2 separate regions of the Homo sapiens genome follow, and region 1 is linked to region 2. Evidence: read pairs that join two places in POLR2A ChIA-PET (ENCODE). Cell type or tissue: Caco-2. All regions are shown on one strand. Links, peaks and the distances in the headings refer to the core of each region. The heading gives the core; the rest is flanking DNA.

The links. ChIA-PET counts read pairs that join two places held together with the same protein. Peaks named below come from ENCODE experiments on the same cell type or tissue, not always from the same donor. Only the 100,000 strongest peaks of a DNase experiment are listed, where the experiment ranks them.
Region 1: POLR2A ChIA-PET joins it to region 2 with 5 read pairs; 4 of 35 experiments call an interaction of 5 or more read pairs at or near these places.

Annotation. Positions count from the first base shown.
Region 1 is chr16:75,257,275-75,266,379 of GRCh38, reverse strand. LOC105371344 (a long non-coding RNA gene) reads right to left here. Exons shown (of 3, transcript XR_933740.3): 2 at 5,094-5,211; 3 at 3,132-4,241. It also overlaps a transcript of BCAR1 not described here. Among named protein-coding and RNA genes, the nearest start is that of BCAR1, 10 kb to the right of the region's middle. RefSeq lists silencers at 104-163, 344-463, 534-603, 854-943, 954-1,043 and enhancers at 1,390-2,187, 2,188-2,985, 4,582-5,381. In Caco-2, for the core only: no CTCF peak of the experiment used is centred there; DNase peaks (open chromatin) are centred at 279 and 3,870; H3K4me3 peaks cover 1,716 bases.
Region 2 is chr16:75,406,904-75,417,299 of GRCh38, reverse strand. CFDP1 (craniofacial development protein 1) reads left to right here. Exons shown (of 7, transcript NM_006324.3): 2 at 2,605-2,722; 3 at 4,546-4,765; 4 at 5,348-5,475. It overlaps LOC124900382 (small nucleolar RNA SNORA76), which reads left to right and starts at 7,834; the gene lies at 7,834-7,968. In Caco-2, for the core only: no CTCF peak of the experiment used is centred there; no DNase peak of the experiment used is centred there.

The DNA of each region.
Region 1 (9,105 bases), core at 1-8,000, 150 kb after region 2:
GGGGTGGGGAGCTCCTCTTCCCTGGGGGTCTCGGGGCTCGCTCTCAGCTGGGGGAGGGCAGAGGGGCTCCGGGAGGCCTGCTATGCTGCCCCGCGATCACCTTCCGCCGGCCGAGCCCTCCCGGTCTGCGCCCGGACACAGGGCCTAGGAGCCCGGCCAGGGCCACAGGGCAGTGTAGTGTTGGGGGAGGGGACTGGTTGGGCGACCCAGAGCTGGTGCGACTGGAGGTGGCCCGCGAGGGATCGGCGAGGAGCGGAGGAGACCGCGCCTCCCCGCCGCGTTGGGCCGACAGAAAAAGGCCTAGGTCCGGGGTCCTCACCTTTAACGCGTCCCTGGCCGCGGAGACGGTGGGGGGGGCGGCGCGGGCGGCGCATGCGCGGCGCGGCTGGAGCGGCCGGACAGTCCGGCGTCCGGGAACGCTCAGGAGCCGGAGGAGCCGGAAAGCGCCGGGACCCCTCGCGGGGCCTCTGAGCGGCGCGGGCGGACCCGAGCCCCCAGCCCGCTGGCGCCGCTGCCCGCCAGGCCCCGGGGGCGGCGGCCAAGATGTCCGTGCCTGTGAGTACCGCGCCGCCCGGGACCCCGGGCCGGCTGTCCCCCGCCCGGCTGCGACCTCGCCCCGCCCGCTGCGGGCCTGATGCCGCGTTGGCTCCCGGACTGGGGGTCGCCTCACTGGGGCCTCCTCGGCCCCGGGGGAGAGCGCACCGGCTGGGGGAGGCTCCCCCAAGCCGGCCTCTCTGCCCCCGCCTTTCCATCCTCTTTCAGGAGAGCTGGATCGGGCTGGGGTCCGTACTGTCCCCTCGGGGAGCCCCCCAAGATGGCTAGGTCGGGAAGACTCTTTGTTGGTCCCCGGGAAACCCCTGGGACAGCTGGGCCAGGCAGGAGTCTGTTGCCCGCCAGGACCCCGCACCAGGACGGCTAGGCCTAGCGGGGAGGGGTCTCTGCCGCTCCCGCGACTCCCCTCCGGGACTGCTGGGCCGGATGAGGGGGTGGGAGGCCTGTGCTGTCCCGCAAGACCTCCCTCGGATTGCTGCCCTGCGGCGCTCCCGGGACTCCCCCGGGGTGGCCAGGTTGGGGCGCGGTCTCTGCCAGTCGCCGGAGCCACCCCTCCCCCAGGACGGCTTGGCTGGATGGGAGCCGTGCCTGCCCTCCACGGCGGATGGGCTCACTTTCCTGGGAAGTTTTCCTCTCGCTGCGGAACCCCCGGGGCCCTGACTGGCCGCTTCCTCCCCGCTGGCCGTAGGGAGTTTTCTGTCCGACACCCCCTCTTCCTGGCCGGGCAGCCTGGCTTCGGCAGACCCCCGGGCCATGTTTCCACACTTGGGCACTGGCATCTCTGAGCATCTCAGTCTCACCTCCTGAGAACAGCAAGTGATCCTGGCTACCCCGGGTAACCAGGCCTCAGGTGCAGGCCCCACATGACAGATGGACAGACTGAAGTGGGAGGTGGGAGGCGGACACCCCGGCGTCCTGCCAGGAAGGGACACCATCTGCACCTGGCGAGCTGTGGCCTCCAGCCATCGTTTCCCTGCCTAGTTAGGGGCTTTTCCCTCCAGAGCCCTGTCCACTCTGGCCTTGTTTCTGGAACTGCTCCTCACCCGGAGGACCCCATCCTTTCCGTGAAGCAGGCAGTGGGGGCTTTCTGGCAAGTGGCCTCTTCATTAACTATCCCAGAGTGAGTGCAGATGACCAGAGGGAAGCTGGCCAAGTGCAAAGCATTGTTATTGTGGAATTAAAGAGCCCGCTCCTGCTCGCCTCCAGAAGTGGTAATGTATTTACAGATGAAAAAATGAGGGCTTCCAGACTGTGCTGATGTGAGCCCCGCCATCCGTTCTGGTTCAGAGCATAATCGTCTCGTCTTCAGAAAGAAGGAAGACAGAACATGCCTGCCAAGCCCTTCCTCTCTTCTGTTCTGCTCTCCTGGAAAGTTCTGGACTTCTCTGGCCCAGGGCCTCAGGGGACTGGCCAGCCCTGCTCCTGTGGGCACTGGGCAGAGGGACAAGGCGGACCACCTGAGCCTGCTGGAGGGCCGGTATCCCAGGGCAGTAGTGATTAGGGAATGTCACTCTGGCCACATCCCAGCCTGGGCGGGCCTCTATGGGGAGGTCCCCGTTTGATTTGGTTTGGTTGTCCACAGTCAGAGCCAAGCTCTGGGCATGGAGTCTGGGATGGCACCCTGACCCCTTGCCTTACAGGACTTTGGGCAGCCTTCTTTGGCACTGTGCCTCATCTGTAACAAGAGAGGAACAGCGGGCTGGGTAGGACTTGGACAGATAGGCACTGTCGTGGGGACCTGCAGCCTGGCCACACCATCACGGGCTCTGAGTCATCTCCTACCCTCTCCCTTGTAGTCACAGCCCAGGAGAATTCTGCTGGGGGTGGGCAGAGGTCTTTGCCATCTGCCCCCTACGTGGCTGGCTGGCAGATCACCGTGGCTCTCTCTCCTGGGACCTTGGGCAGTGTGTGAGGTGGTGGGGCCAAGAGGAGAATTCATTTTTGGAACAGTCTTGAAGTGTTCGGAAAATTGCTTTCATGTGCTGAGGAGGCCCTGCGGAGGCTTCCAGACTGAGCTGCCTGCTCAAGCCCTGCCCTTGGAACCCAGAGTGGCGACTGCTCAGGGACACGTCTGGGTTTTAAGCACACCCATCCATTTGGGCAGTCTTTTCCTAGATGGGCTGACGCAGCAGGCACTTTGGCCCACAGAAATTATAAGATGCTTCAGAAGGGGATGGGAGGGGAAGCAGGGTGAGAGATTGGTGGGCTGGTTGTGCGGGTAGCGACCCCCTGAGTGTTGGGGGAGGGGAGATGCCGGGGATCAGCTGGTGTCACCTTGTCATTTGACTCACATGCAGTCCCGGACCCAGAGAGGGGAAGGAGCCAGGGCGTCCCTGCTACCTGCTCAGTGCCCCTTCCTCTGCTCCAGGCATAGAGCAGTGCAGTGCTCGTGTGCTGCCTGGACACCCTGTGGGTATTCCCATGCCTTCCTCTCGCCCAGCGCTCTGGGCCTGACTCTTCCTGCAGCTGAGAGGACACATTTGGAAGGAAATGTGCCACCCACCTCAGACCTCTGGCTGGCATTGGCTTGGGAGTCCATGTTTAGGGGTGGCAGGTGCTGGCCACCCCCAGCCCTGCCAGGTAAGAGGCCAGCTTCCAGCTGCAGAGAGGCCTCCCTGCTGTCTGTTCTGCTTCTTGCTTCCCATCTGTGAAGTGAGTGTGGCCACTCCAGCTCCTCCTGTGCCCCTTCGTTGAGGGATGGCTCCTTTCAGGGATGCCGCCCTGTGTGCTGGGCACTGGGCTCAGGACCTCACAGGCCCACAGAGGGCCTGTGTCTTGCCAGGGTCACCTGGCCAGTGAGAGGTGGAGCCAGGGTGGGAGCCAGATATGGCAGGATCCAAAGCCATAAAATAAGCATCGTCCTGCATGGCCTCTACTTGTGGGGGCTGCAGCCTGTTGAGCGGTGGACAGCAGCCAGCCCTCTACCTGTGGCTTCCCGAAGATGAGTTTGTGTCACCTCTTCTGCGTCCCTGGGAGGCAAAGCACCCTGGGCTCAGAGCAGGTAGCACCCAAGGCTGTGCAGCAGGGTGGGTCTAGCCCCAGCCAGCCCCAGCAGTGGTAGATGGAGATGAGTAGACCAGCCTTAGCATCTGGTTGAAACCTTGGCCAGCAATCCTGGAACTGGCTCTGTGCCAGGCAGTGGTGTGAGTGGGGGAGCTGCCCAAGGAGCCATGAGGCCTGCCCTGGGGTTCATAGCTGGCCTGGCAGCCAGGCAGTGGACAGAGAGAGTGGGATGAGGCAGTGTCCAGGTTCAAAGTCCGCAGCTCAGGCCCCACTGCCCCTGCCGCACCCTCTTCTGCCGCTGGGCCTTGGCTCAGCCTGTCCCTCCCTCTGTAGGAAGTGATCTCCAGCCAGCTGCCTCGTTCACCAGGTCATTCCCATTCACCTCAAGCTCTGCGCCATCATCCATAGGAAGCCTTCCCGGCGCCGTCTGCCATTGTCCATTTGTTGGTGGGGTGATGTGGTTGTGTCAGGCTCCCTCTTCACACTGCAGAACCCATGACTGCTTGCCCCGCTGTCTCTCGTGCCTTCTGGCTGCAGCTTGCCCCTGGCCGCCTGCTGAGTATGTGGCCCCAGGAGTACCGTGGAGCCCCCACAGGCCAGTGGCTGTATCCCCGTGCAGAGCCTGGGATCTCAGCCACTCTCCTCAGAGCCTTGCTTGAGGCTGAAAGGGGTTCCTGGAGAGGCTGCTGCGGGGTGGGGAGAGTGTTTTGGTGGGTCAAGGTCAAGGGCTCTAGAGTGAACAGTGTTGGCTCTGTGCCTTGAGTGAGTTACTGAACCTCCCTGAGCCTCAGTTTCCTCCTCTGTGTCATGGGGATGTTAAGAGCACAGAGCTCCTGGGATTTTGTGAGAATTTGGTGAGGGGTGACCAGAGCTGTTAGAAGGAGGGTGATTAAGTAACAGCAGCTACTGCTGTGGAGATTATTGTCTTCATGTGGCCATGGTTGGCTAGTGCAGTGGCTCAGACCCATTCCTGACTCCTGGGCAGCCAGCGTGGGGAGGAGGCTGGGCTGGACCCAGGCTGATTGGCCTCTGCCCCTAGGGTTCTGTGGCCCTTTCTTTATGGTCAGTGTGGTTTCTGCCAAGGCCTTGGTGGTGGGATGACCCTGGCCTCTCCCCTGCCCGGGCATGGCCTGCAGGACCCTGGCCTCTTGAGCCTTGGATGGTCAGGTCCTTGTCTTCACTCCAACCAGAGAGTGACCTGCATTGGGGCAACCAGCTGGCCCCATCGCATCTATGCAGCTGCTGCCCTGCTCCAAGTGCCCCCAGGAATGAGGCGGCATTGCAGGCCGTGGGAGCCGCTGCAGTGGTGCAGGCCTCTGCTCAGGTGTGGTCTGCAGCAGTCGGGCCAGCACGGGGCAGGCAGGGCCTCTGAGGGAGGCTGGTTCCACCCCTGCCTGGGGATCATGGCTCCTTAAGGGAGGGGCCTACAGCCAGGAGGGTGAGTGGGGGGCCTGGGTGATACCTGCAGACCTCCCCATTTCCTACCACTGGTGCCCTGGTGTTCTGGGGCCCACACCACCTTCCCTCTGTCTGCTTACCTTCACCCCTGGCCTTGGCCTTGGCTTTGCTGCAGCCCTGCGTGTGTCCTCCAGGTCAAGCCCCATTGTTTCTATGGCTCACTCTCAGTCCTTGTGTGCTGGGCCATTGTCTCCCTCTCTGCAGGAAAAAGGAAAAAGAGTTCTGGGGACAGGTTGGGGACCTCGGCAGAAGTGTGGAAGGGATGCTTGCTCTGGTGAGATGGTCACAAGTCGCGGCTCTGAAGTTAATCTCTTCTCCAAGGGGGATTAGAGGCTGGGAAGGTTTTTCAGTCATTTTAATTTATTATTTAAGCCCTACCAAATTCCAAGAAGGATTTGAAGCAGATTATGGCAGAAGACACAAATAGTCTGGGATCATGAAAAGATCTGGAATTATGTAATGTATGGGGAAGGAGGAAGAATTATCCCAGAAAGCCGAGGCTCAGTAGGCATCCAAATTTAACTTGAAGCTCCCTGATGGTCAGGGCAAAAAGAGTAGCATGGTGGGTTTAGGCTTGCAGTATCTATTTTTGGTATTTGTAATGCCAAATGTATTTTTTCTTTGCTTTGTTTTATTTTTTACCAGTCGAAACTCTTATTGAGGTAAATTTTACATGTCGTGAAATGTGCAGATGTTAAACAGTTAGTTGGATGAGGTTTTTTTTTTTTTTTTTGAGATGGAGTCTCACTCTGTCACCCAGGCTGGAGTGCAGTGGCCTGATATCAGCTCACTGCAACCTTTGTCTCCCGGGTTCAAGTGATTCTCTTGCCTCAGCCTCCCAAGTAGCTGGGATTACAGGCATGTGCCACCATGTCCAGCTAATTTTTGTATTTTTAGTAGAGACACGGTTTCACCATGTTGGCCAGGCTGGTCTCGAACGCCTGACCTCATCCGTCTGCCTCCGCCTCCTGAAGTGCTGGGATTACAGGCATGAGCCACCGCGCCTGGCAGTTGGATGAGTTTTGATTAATACAGACCTTCATGTAGCCATCAATCGAATCAAAATAACAAATGTCTCTATCACCCTGGCTTAAGTTTGCCTGTTCTTAAACTTTCTGCAACTGGAAGCCTACAGTAGATGCACTTTGGGGTCTGGCTTTTTCCTTTTTTTCTGAGATGGAATCTCGCTCTGTCACCCAGGCTGGAGTGCAGTGACAGGATCTCGGCTCACTGCAACCTCTTCCTCCCAGGGTCAAGTGATTCTCCTGCCTCAGTCTCCCAAACAGCTGGGATTATAGGTGCCCACCACTATTCCCAGCTAATTTTTGTACTTTTAGTAGAGACAGGGTTTCACCATGTTGGCCAGACTGGTTTCGAACTCCTGACCTCAGGTGATCCACCCGCCTTGGCCTCCCAAAGTGCCAGGATTACAGGCGTGGGCCACTGAGCCAGGCCAGGTCTGGCTTTATTCCTCGAGCATATTGGTTTTATTCTTTTTTTTTTTTTTTTTTTTTTTAGATGGAGTCTCATTCTGTCACCCAAGCTGTAGTGCAGTGGCATGATCTTGGCTCACTGCAACCTCCACCTCCTAGGTTCAAGCGATTCTCCTGCCTCAGCCTCCCAAATAGCTGGGATTACAGGCGCCTGCCACCATGCCCGGCTAATTTTTTGTGTTTTTAGTAGAGATGGGGTTTCACCGTGTTAGCCAGGATGGTCTCAATCTCCTGACCTCGTGATCCGCCCGCTTTCGCCTCCCAAAGGGCTAGGATTACAGGTGTGAGCCACCGCGCCCGGCCAGTTTATTCTTTTTTGTTGCTGAGTAATGTTCCAGTAATGGATGTGCCACAAGATATTTATCCATTCCTTGTGGATGGATATCTGTCTCTACCTTTAGTGTGCTGTGTCTGAGTCTGAGTCTTGCTGTGTTACCCAACCTGGCCTCCTAGACTTAAACGATCCTCCTGCCTCAGCCTCCCCAGTAGCTGGGACTATAGGCATGAGCCACTGAAGCCAGCTTGTGCTGTGTGTTATTAAGTAGCGGAACACTGGCACTATTGTTGGCAAAATACCCATTTAAGTATTTTATAAAACCTGATATCCAATTGTATGCCTTGAGGCATGCCTAGAGATCTGTGCTCCCAAATCCTGGATCTACCAAAGTTGCTTGTTTGCCCAGAAAGTGGTATGACCACACTCCTCCCTGTCCCAGACCTCACCAGGTGTCCTAGAGTTTAAACTGCCTCTTTGCAGGTTATCTGGGAGGTTAAGTGTCTTAGGCTGTAGAGTCATCTGTGTTTCGCCAGGGCCTGTGACCACTCCAGAAGTCCTGGTTGGGAGGTTTCTAAGGAGAGCAGGAGGCGGGAGAGGATGCAGCAGAAGCTACCTGCGTCCCTCCTCCTCCTCCTTCCCAGGCCACGCAGATTCCTGGGCTCCCTCTTTTTTTCCCTGGCCATCTGCCAAGGCACCCCTCCAGGCAGACACTCCTTGCTGCGCCTGCCCCAGCGCTGGAAGCCCTAAGCCCAGGAGGCACACACCACTGAGCCAAGCCTGAGGAGGGTAGAGGGAGACTCCCTGCGTCCCTGGCCCCAGCATCTGGGTTTCTTCTGTGTGCTCCTGCGGCCACACTGGCTCTTCACGCCGAAGGAGTTGGCTTGCCTGTGCTATTTTTACAAATCTTTGCTGTTATTTTTTTCTGCATAATGAGTCTTAGCAAAAGATTCACACATCTGCTCAAATGTCACCTCCGCAGAGAAGCCCCCAAGCACCTTGTGTAGAACAGCCTCCCCCATCCCTCTGCTGTCTGCTTTGCAAGCGTTTACGTTTGTGCCCCTTAACACACACCTTGGAGTGTGAGTTCCCTGAGGACACGGCTGTTCTTTTACACAGCAGTGCTGCCAACAGTTAGACCTCAGTCAGGAGGCGCAGATGCATGAGTGTTGCTTTATAACATGCATAGTGAAAGTGACTGCAACCAGCCACTTCCTACTTGCCTCAGGGCAGTCCAAGAGGAGACCCTGCCTGCCTCCAGTGTTGGCGGGTGGATCTGGGGGCAGCAGAACTCCAAGGAAAGATTTTGCCCCAGTCTCTCAGACAAGGTTTCAGGGAAGGTGAGGGATGCTGAGGGCATCTGAGGAGCGGTGTCTACGCAGGCTGTAGGGAGAGCAGGGAGGGCTTGGTTGCGGGATGGGCTTAGCACATGGGGTAGGCCAAGGGAAGGTGCGCCCTGGTGCCCAGCGGGGTGGGGCCAGTGTGTGATGGCGCAGGGTGTGGGTATGCTGCGGGCAGTGGGACACTAGGGTGCCGCTGTGTGTTTGCCGGCCACCTGTGCCATCAGTCTGATGGCCCCAGGGTGGGCAGGGCTGCTGGTCATGGGTACATTTAACAGATGGGCAAACTGAAACCTGAGCAGTACAGTGACTGGCTGAAGGCCCACGGCGAGTTGGAGTCATTAATATCTGCTCCCTTCCTCTAGTCTAAGCCTGGGCGAGAGCCTGAGCCTGGGTCTCCCAGGGCAGAGGAGCCTTTATCTATAGGCCGGCATAGGCTCCAGTGGGACACCCAGCCTAGCCCCACGATGCTGTCCAAGGAGGGAGAAAAAGCATTGCTTTTCCACCAGGCACAGTGGCTTACGCTTATAATCCCAGCACTTTGGGAAGTCAAGGCGGGAGGATCGCTTGAGCCCCCAGGAGTTGGAGACGAGCCTGGGCAATATAGTGAAACCCCATTTCTACAAAAAATAAAAAAATTAGCCAGGCATGGCGGTGCACACCTGTAGACCCAGCTAGTCAAGAGGCTGAGGTGGGAGGATCGTTTGAGCCCAGGAGGTTGAGGCTGCAGTGAGCTGTGACTGTGCCACTGCACTCCAGCCTCGGTGACAGAGACCTTGTCTTTAAAAAAAGAAAAAAAAGCATTGCTTTCCCTGTGGCTGCCACAGCTCTGTCTTCCCTGTATCCACTCTTTCCGTCACTGCCACCCAGAGCCCCCAGGGTCCCCTCTTGTGATTCCACTGGCCCCTGGCCTGCTGACCCCAGCAGAGTGGCCGGGTGGGTATCTGTGAGTGTGGGCCCCTGTGTTCTATGAAAGCGGCCGGGA
Region 2 (10,396 bases), core at 1,084-9,083:
TTATTACAAACAGTACTGAGTGAATAAACTATTATATATTCTGGGATAGAAGTGGGACTGCTGGATAAAAAGGTAAATACATTTGTGTTTCTTTGTATTTTGGGGTGGTATTTGTTTTTGTTTTTGTTTTTGAGACAGGGTCTCACTGTCACCCAGGCTGGAATGCAGTAGCGTGTTCATGGCTCACTTCAGCCTTGACCTCCTGGGTTCAAGTGATCCTCCCCTTAGCCTCCCAAGCAGCTGGGACCATAGGCATTCTCCACCATGCCTGGCTAATGTTTAAAAATTTTTTTTAGATATGGGGTCTCACTAGGTTCAGGAGGAAGTAAAATTACATTTCTATGTTCAGATTGCTGTCTTAAGCAGGAACTCACTGCTCTCTTCATGAAACACTGTCACTTAGCCCTTGGTGTTTGGGATGTCAAACAGAATTCCATTTTGGATATTGATTGTTTCCACCTCAGCCTCAAATGCTTATTCTCCAGATTTTCACACAGCTGGCTCCTTCTCATCGCCTTTAAAAAATTTTTTAATTTATGTATTTATTTTTTTGAGACAGGGTCTTGCTCTGTTACCCAGGCTGGAGTGCAGTGGTGTGATCTTGGCTCACTCTAGCTTTGACCTCCCAGGCTCAAGTGATCTTTCTGCCTCAGCTTAGACTAGAGGTGTGTACCACCAAGCCCAGCTAATTTTTGTATTTTTTTGTAGAGACAGGGTTTCACAGTTGCCCAGGCTGGTCTTCAACTCCTGGGCTCAGGCGAACCACCTGCCTCGGCCTCCCAAAGGGCTGAGATTATAGGCGTGAGCCACTGGTTTACCTTTTTTTTTTTTTTTTAAATCTCTTTTATCATTGTTTTAGTTTTTACGAGCTTTTTTGTTTGTTTCATTTTTCTGAATTATTTTAAAAGTCTTATTTTTATTCCATGGATGCCACAGTTTCTCTTACCTCTTTCAGGATATTAATTACAAATCCTTTTTCCTTAAGTTTTTAATCTGTCCCCCTCCCCATCCCCTCTTTCTGCACTAATTTTGTTTCCTCTGAATTCCTTTCTGTTTGTCTTGAATCTTGCCTTTCATATTGGAGGCTTTTCTCAAGTGTTTGGTGGTCCTTGGTACATTATAAGTGAAGTATTTAAAAGCTGATTGGAGGCCGTGTGCGGTGGCTCCTGTCTGTAATCGCAGCACTTTGGGAGGCCAAGGCGGCTGGATCACCTGAGGTCAGAATTCAAAACCAGCCTGGCCAACATGATAAAACCCCATCTCTACTAAAAGTATAAAAATCAGCTGGGTGTGGTGGCACACTTCTGTAATGTCAGCTACTCAGGAGGCCAAGGCAGGAGAATCGCTTGAACTTGGGAGGCAGAGGTTGTAGTGAGCCAAGATCGCGCCACTGCACTCCAGCCTGGGTGACAGAGCAAGACTCCGTCTCAATAAATAAATAAAGCTGATTGGATGCACAGGAGTATCACAACAGTACTGTTTGTAATGACTCCAAATTGGAAACAACCTAGTTGTGCATCAGCAGTAGAATGAATAAACGGATTATGGTATAGTCATACAATGACACACTATTTACTGTTCAGGAGTGAGAATGAATAAACTACAGCTACACTGCAACAATGTGGGTGACTCTCACAAACATAATGTTGAATAAAAGAAGCCAGACACAGAAGAGTACACACTGCAGGCTTCTGTTGAAAGTTGAAAAGCAGGCAAAACTAACCCGTGACTTTAGAAGTCAGGATATTGGTTCCCTTTAGGGGTAGGGCAGTTGTTAGTGACTGGAAGGGAGCACAGGGGGCCTTCTGGGATGCTGCTAATGTTCAGTTCCTCGAGCTGGGGCCCTGGTTATGCAAGTGTGTTCACTGTGTGTCATTCCATTGAACTGTATATTAGATTTGTGTGCTTTTTGGTATGTACACTTCAATTGAAAGTTTATATGAAGTAAAAGAGGAAAAAGGTAGTGGAATCTCTGTGTGGGCAGGGTTGGTTTATTGACTGGTACCCACAGCATGTGGTCAGACATCCAAGCAACACTCTTTTGTTGGGGACCCTTGAATGTCAGTGTCTGACAATGGGACATGGGTGTGTTTGTTCTTTCTGCTATGTTTAACTGGAAGTCTTTAGGTTTCCTTTTAAACTTCTTTTATTGAGAAGACAAAGTGTTTTTTAAATTAGATTTGAAAGATACCCAAGATGAGGTAGTGCATCAGTTTCTTCTTTGAGAAACACATTAGTAGAATTGAAATTTCTGTTCATTCACTCATTCATTTAGTGAATACTTAAAAGTCACAATGAACAGGGTTTATGTCCTCTTGGAGTATACAGCACAGCAGAAATTACCAACATTAAATATAAGTGGGATGAGTTTTGGAGGGGAAATAGAGACTGCCATGGAAGCCTACGATAGAAGAACGTAGGGTAGTCTTCAGGGGCAGAGAAGACTTCCCCAAGGAAATGATGTTTTCGTTAGGTGAAGAGTAGGGGAAAATTCACTTTTTCTTAATGAAAATGTCTCGGTGTGAAAGCTTGTATTAATGAAAATGTCTCATCTTGATGTGAAAACCTTTATTCCTGTCTGATCACCCTGTTATGTGATTTCAGGTGGAGAGTATAGTGAAGATGATGTAAATGAATTAGTGAAGGAAGATGAAGTGGATGGTGAAGAGCAGACACAGAAAACCCAAGGGAAAAAAAGAAAGGCCCAGAGCATTCCAGCCAGGTGATGCTGCCTTCAAGGCCCTTAGAAGTTAGGGGCTATTGTCACAACCATCCTGATTGCTAAGATTGGTCTCATGATAGATTTAATGAAGCCAGAGTTTCTAACCCTTTTCTCTTTGAGGGAAACATTTGCTGTTATTTTAGGATTAACTTCTTGGTCTCTGGAAAGCTTTAAACATTTTGAGCTTTAATGTAAAGAAAATGTTAATAGGTAATATGTACATATGGTTAGAACAGAAAATTCAGTCCCTGAAAAGATGTTTACCCTGTTCCTAGACCTTGTTGCTTTGCCTCTGAAGAACTATGCTACCAGAGATAGTCTGTGCATGCAAATGCATATATGTCTATATTTTCTTCATTTTTTTTTTAGAAAAAAAATATAAATAGTAGCATACTCACTTTCTCATTTTCATTTCTCTTTATTTCACATCTTGGAGATAGTACCATGGCAGTATCTCCTCCTTTTCATAGTATTACGTTATGTGAATAGGCCTTACTTTATTTAGGCTTTCCTGTATCGAGGGATGTTTAGATTGTATCTAGTCTTTACTACAACAAAGAAGAGTGCAGTGAATATTCTTTGTATACATGTATACAAAGTATACATAAATATATAAATGTATATAATGTATACATGTATAAATATATCTGTAAATGTAACATTTAGAAGTGGAATTGTTTGATCTAAGGTTATATATGCAATTAAATTTTAAAAATACAGATATTAGCCCATTGCCTGGCATAGGCCTGGTATGGGCTTCTTTTCCCATGAAAATTATGAAAATTCTGACAGGTTATTTAACTTAGATAAGGGCATCTTCCATAGAAGTCTTTTACCTCACTTGGGTGTTTCTGTCTTCCTGGGCATTGAAGCAAAAAGCAGATTATCATTTATGAAAAAGAAAAAAGAATGTAGATATTAGATTGATTCACCTAAAGTCAAAATAGTCTAAGAAGCAATATACTCTTATAAGTCTTGGGCCCAGTTTTTTTGTCCTTGAATTTTTTTTTTTTTTTTTTTTTTTTGAGACAGAGTCTCGCCCTGTTGCCTAGGCTGGAGTGCAGTGGCGTGATCTCTGCTCAATGCAACCTCCGCCTCCTGGGTTCAGTTCCCTGCCTCAGCCTCCGAGTGGCTGGATTATAGGCACCCACCAACATGCCCGGCTAATTTTCTCATCTTGTTGTGATGAAAGTTTATATGAAGTAAAAGAGAAAAAAGGTAGTGGAATCTCTGTGTGGGCCTTGGCCTCCCAGAGTGCTGGGATTACAGGTGTGAGCCACTGCGCCTGGCCTGTCCTTGAATTTTTCTATGTTCCAGCTCTCAGTTCTTCCGAAAGTGGGAAGAAACATGGATTTTTTTCTTTTTCCTTGAGAACTCTTGGAAGAAATAGTGCAAATAAAGTTGAGGCTCTTCTAAATAGAACTTGTTCTACAAATGGAGTAGCTTTAAAAAGTCAACAATGTCTGGCACATATAATATGTTCTTAGAATATTCTTTCTGGATAGATTAATTCTGTGATTAGGTGATTTGGATGTTTTCTTTGTGAAAACAGCTGGTCCTGATTTAGAAGGAGAACGCTATACTTTGATTTTAAGTGATTGGAGAAAAGTTAGCACTAAGAGCTCAGTTTTTTTTTTTTTCAATTCTTTTTTTTTCTTCTATAAAATTTCAGCTTAACTCTTCTACTCACTTCAGTATATTAACCAGTAGTCCCAGAATTTAAAGTGTTCTTGGGTTTATAAGATTACCTTTGGGATTGGGAGAGGGATAACTGAAATCGTTTTGTGCTGTCTTTCCTTTTTCCTGTGACTGCTGGTGATTAGGAAGAGAAGACAAGGTGGCCTCTCATTAGAAGAAGAGGAAGAGGAGGATGCCAATTCAGAATCTGAGGGAAGCAGTAGTGAGGAGGAAGATGACGCTGCAGAGCAGGAAAAAGGCATTGGATCAGAGGATGCCAGGAAAAAGAAGGAGGACGAACTCTGGGCCAGCTTCCTCAATGATGTGGGACCAAAATCAAAAGTGCCCCCAAGTACACAAGTTAAGGTAAGTTGAGACATTAGTGAGGTGAATGCCTCTCCAGAAATACCCTACATTACTGAGATTTGAAGCCTACGGAAATCGACCAGATGCCTTTTGATAACAATTGTACTAAGTGAAAAGCAAAGCATTTCCTGTGGTAGGAGAATAAGCTTCTCTAATCATGTAAGTTTCCAATAGGCCTTTAACTGGTTAGAGATGAAACATTTAAGAGTAGCTATAGGCTGACTGCAGTGCCACACACCAACAATCCCTGCACTTTGGGAGGCTGAGGCAGGTGGATCATTTGAGGTCAGGAGTTCGAGACCAGCCTGGCCAACATGGCGAAATCCTGTCTCTACTAAAAATACAAAAATTAGCTGGGTGTGGTGGCGGTTGCCTGTAATCCCAGCTACTTTGGACGCTGAAGCAAGGAGAATCGCTTTAACCTGGGAGGTGGGGAGGTTGCAGTGAGCCAAGATTGTGTTACTGCACTCCAGCTTGGGCTACAGAGTGAGACGCTATCTCAAAGAAAAAAAAATAAAAAGTATCTGTAAACAATATGGTTCATCTTTTGGTGAAACATTACATTTCTTGTTTTTTTTATAGAAAGGAGAGGAGACTGAAGAGACAAGTTCAAGTAAATTGTTGGTAAAAGCAGAAGAGCTAGAGAAACCTAAAGAAACAGAAAAAGTTAAAATCACCAAGGTGTTTGATTTTGCTGGTGAAGAAGTAAGGTAAGAGAACCTTCAAAAACTTTGAAACTAGCATTTTCAAAAATGAGCGTCTCTCTCTAACTGGTGTTAGCCATCTATCCTCTTTTCAATCCATCATAATATTTTGGGAGAGTTATACTTGAACTCAAGGAAAACTGGCTCTATAAATTACCAGGGAGTATGAGAAAGGTCCTTTCACATATAGCAGTGTAGTTTTTGAGCTTTACGAAGTGCTCAGCTGAACAGAAGCAAGGGAATATGAGTTAAGTATTTTGTTCCACTTGATCATTGCCATGTTTTGTGACTTTTGGTAAGTCATGTCTCCCTTTATTACTCTCCTTGACTGCAATATGAGCCCCATTGAAGTCTCAGAAATCAGATAATAATTGAAAATACAAGGAGAGAAATTTGGTTTCAATATTATTTTCTTTTTCTGAGACGGAGTCTTGCTCTGTAGCCCAGGATGGAATGCAGTGGCGTGATCTCGGCTCCCTGCAACCTCTGCCTCCCGGGTCCCAGTTCAAGCAATTCTCCTACTTCAGCCTCCCGAGTAGCTGGGATTACAGGCACACGCCACCATACCCAGCTAATTCTTTTGTAGTTTTTTTGTTTTGTTTTTGTTTTTTTTTAGATGGAGTCTCGCTCCCGTTGTGCAGGCTGGAGTACAGGGTGCGATCTCGGCTCATTGCGACCTCCACCTCCCAGGTTCAAGTGATTCTCCTTCCTCAGCCTCCCAAGTAGATGGGATTGCAAGCCTGTGCAACCATGCCCTGTTATTTTTGTGTTTTTAGTAGAGATGGGGTTTCGCCATGTTGGCCAGGCTGGTCTTGAACTCCTGACCTCAGGTGATCCACCCGCCTTGGCCTCCCAAAGTGCTAGGATTACAGGCATGAGCTGCCACTCCTGGCCTTTTTTTTTCTTTTTTTTTTTTTTTTTTGAGACAGAGTCTTGCTCTGTCGCCCAGGCTGGAGTGCAGTGGCACAGTCTCGGCTCACTGCAAGCTCCACCTCCTGGGTTCACGCCATTCTCCTGTCTCAGCCTCCCGAGTAGCTGGGACTACAGGTGCTCACCACCATGCCCGGCTAATTTTTTAATATTTTTAGTAGAGACGGGGTTTCACCATGTTAGCCGGGATGGTCTCGATCTCCTGACCTCGTGATCCGCCCGCCTCGGCCTCCCAAAGTGCTGGGATTACAGGTGTGATCCACCGTGCCTGGACTTTTTTTTTGTAGTTTTAGTAGAGACAGGGTTTCACCATGTTGGCCAGACTGGTCTTGAACTCCTGACCTCGTGATCCGCCTGCCTTGGCCTCACAAAGTGCTGAGATTACAGGCATGAGCCACTGTCCCCGGCCTCAATATTATTTTCTTAGCTTAATAATATTTTTCTGATTGATTAATAAGGTTTATTTACCATAGGTTAAGTAAGGGCTTAATGCCTTGAGCAAGTTAGTCTCCTGGCTGTTAGGTAAGAGCCACATCCCTGTAATTTCCCTTCCCCCATTTATTTCAATTTTATTATGTGAAAATAGCAGATTTGTGATTTAGAGCTGCATGAGAACAGAGGAAGTGCCAATCAATAATTTTATAGGCAGTTACATTGATTTTCATTGGCAGTAATTAATTAGACCTGTAGGCTCTCTGAAAATACAATTTTCCCTAAAATTGTTATTCTTAAAAATAATGTTTTCAACAATTATTTATCTAGTGAAGCTATATTTAGGGAAAAGAATTGACACTATCAGTTTTTTTGTTTTGGGTTTTTTTTTTTTTTTTTTTTTTTTTTTTTTTGAGAAAGGGTCTTGCTGTGTTGCCTAGGCTGGTCTTGAACACCTGGGCTCAAGTGATCCTCCAGCCTTGGCCTCCTAAGTAACTGGGACTTCAGGGATGTACTACTCTGCCTGGCCATTATCACTTTTACAAATGGTATGGAACAAAACTTTTTATTATTAAAATTTTCTCTCTAACTTCTTCTTCTGAAAAATGTCACACTTATAGAAATGTTGCAAGAATAGTATTACAACAAACACCTACATACCTATGATCCAGATTCACCACTGGTTAATGTATTGCCTCTCTCTCACCATCTATATCTGGGTTTTTCTTTTGTTTTGGCTGAACCATTTGAGAATTACTTGTAGACATTGTGACACATCAGCCTTTAATACTTTAGCACGTGTCTCCTACGACCAAGGGCATTCTCCATTGTAGCACGATATAACTCTCATATTCAGTAAAGTTAATGTTAGAGCAGATTACTATCTATAGTGAAGGACCCCAACTTAAAATTTTCAATCTATAGCAGACCAGTACTTTTCTAAAAACACAATAAAAAGGAATTACTAGAAAAACAAATATAAAAGATAACTAAATTTTTACTAAGATTCGACAGATACCCTACTGCCTCTCTTTGTGGCGGCGGGGCTCAGGCTGCAGCACCACAGCACTGTGTGTGTGTATAACTGGGGCCACCTGCCCCTTCCAAGTGTGGGCCTTTTAACCTCTATCGACAGGTGTGGGGGAAAAAAAGATTTAATAGACATAACATTACATTTCAATGCATGTGGTCAAAATGAACCGCAGACAGGAAAAAGAAAAGAATTTTGTAATTATACAGGCTGTTCATTGGAAGTGTTAATATACAGGGAATCACTGTTACCTTTTATTCTGTTATTAAAACAAAAAACTGGCCTGGCACGGTGGCTCATGCCTGTAATCCCAGCACTCTGGGAGGCGAAGGTGGGTGGATTGCTTGAGGTTAGGAGTTCGAGACCAGCCTGAACAACATGATGAAACCCCGTCTCTACTAAAAATAAAAAAAATTAGCCAGGTGTGGTGGTGCACGTCTGTAATCCTAGCTACTTGGGAGGCTGAAGCAGGAGAATCACTTGAATCCAGTAGGCAGAGGTTGCAGTGAGCCGAGATCGTACCACTGCACTCCAGCCTGGGCAACAGAGCGAGACTCTGTCTCAAAACAAAAAAACAAAAAGCTGAGTAAAATATCAATTCTCAGTATTAAATGTCAGACACACACTTTGAATCAACACTATTTTTTTTTATTATTATTATTTTGAGACAGGGTCTTGATCTGTTGCCGAGGCTAGAGTACAGTGGCATGATCTCGGCTCTCTGCAACCTCCGCCTTCTGGTTCAAGTGATTCTCCTGCCTCAGGCTCCCGAGTGGCTGGGATTACAGGTGCCTGCCAGCGTGCCAGCTAATTTTTGTATTTTTAGTAGATATGGGATTTCACCATTTTGGCCAGGCTGGTCTTGAAATCTTGACCTTATGATCCACCCTCCTCAGCCTCCCAAAGTGCTGCAATTACAGTGTGAGCCACTGCACCTGGCCCACTGTTTATATTAATATTTGAAGTTTTTATTGTGGTGAAAGAGCTTGTTTCTTTCTTCTTAATCTAAGTTGTATTGATGACTGTACTCCTCCTGGGGGATCATTTGTAGGTAAATTATTTCTTTGTTGGTTTTCTCCTTCCTGCCTTCTGACCACCCTTCCATCCTTCACACAGATTTTTTTTTTAACATGGGATCTGCCAGGGTGTAACACAGAGATATTTTCATGGGATCAGAAGTATACATTTTAAAAAAGTTTCATTTAGTTCAGGGTTTTCATTTTTTGCCTTTATCTGCAATGAATCTGGATAAAAGATGTACTGTGCGTGCGTTCTTTCTCTCTCCTCCTTCCCTCCCTCCCTCCCTCTCTCCCTTCCTTCCTTCCTTCCTTTTTTGAGACAGAGTCTCTCTTTGTCACCCAGGCTGTGGTGCAGTGACACAATCTCAGCTCACTACAGCCTCAACCTCCAGGACTCAAGTCATTCTCCCACCTCAGCCTGCCGAGTGCGTGGGACTATAGGCATACACCACGCTTGGCTAATTTTTGTATTTTTTGTAGAGATGGGTTTCACCATTTTGCCTAGGCTGGTCTCGAACTTCTGGGCTGAGGTGATCCTCCTGCCTTCACCTCCCAAAGTGCTTGGATTGCAGGTGTGAGCCACCGCACCCTGCCTGTGATACTGTGTTTTCAAAGTTTGTATTAAATGCTTCATTATAGCCATTTTCAATGATTTATCCCGTCAAGTTATAATTACAGTTATTTTTTAGTGAAAGGAAAAAGGAATTCTGGAAGCCCAAATTTCCTATACATGAATTCTTTTTTTTCTTTTTTTTTTTTTTTTTTGAGACAGGGTCTTGCTCTGTCATTCACGCTAGCCTCAACCAACCTACGAGGCTCAGTTGATTTCCCCCGACCTCAGCCTCCTGAGTAACTGGAGCTACAGGCATATGCCACCTTGCCCATCTAACTTTTAAAATTTTTTTGTAGCAATGTCATCTCACTGTGTTGCCCAGGCTGCTCTTGAACCTCCTGGACTCAAGTGATCCTGCTGCCTTGGCCCACCAAAGTGCTGGGATTACAAGTATGAGCCACCACACCCAGCCATGTGTGAATATTTTTTTAATAGAAAATACAATTCAAAACATTCTATGAAATGTGTTAATTTGTAGAAACACTATTTTTCTAGGTTTCTAACTTGCATTTTTACCCTTATAATTTATTTGCTACTGAAAAACATGTTAAATTGCTTTCTTGCCTGGAAGTACTAGGATTATTTTTTGTTTTTGAGAGACAGGAGCTAACTCACTCTGTCACTCGGGTTGGAGTGTGGTTGTGCAATCATTGATTACTGTAACCTTGAACTCATGGGCTCAAGTGATCCTCCCACGTCAGCCTCCCACCACAGCCTCCCAAGTGAACATCACCACACCTAGCTAATTATTTTATTTCATTTATTTGTTTGCTTGTTTATTTGTTTATTTGAGATGGAGTCTCTGTCACCCAAGCTGGAGTACAGTGGCGTGATCTCAGCTCACTGCAACCTCCGCCTCCCAGGTTCAGGCGATTCTCCTGCCTCAGTCTCTCGAGTAGTTGG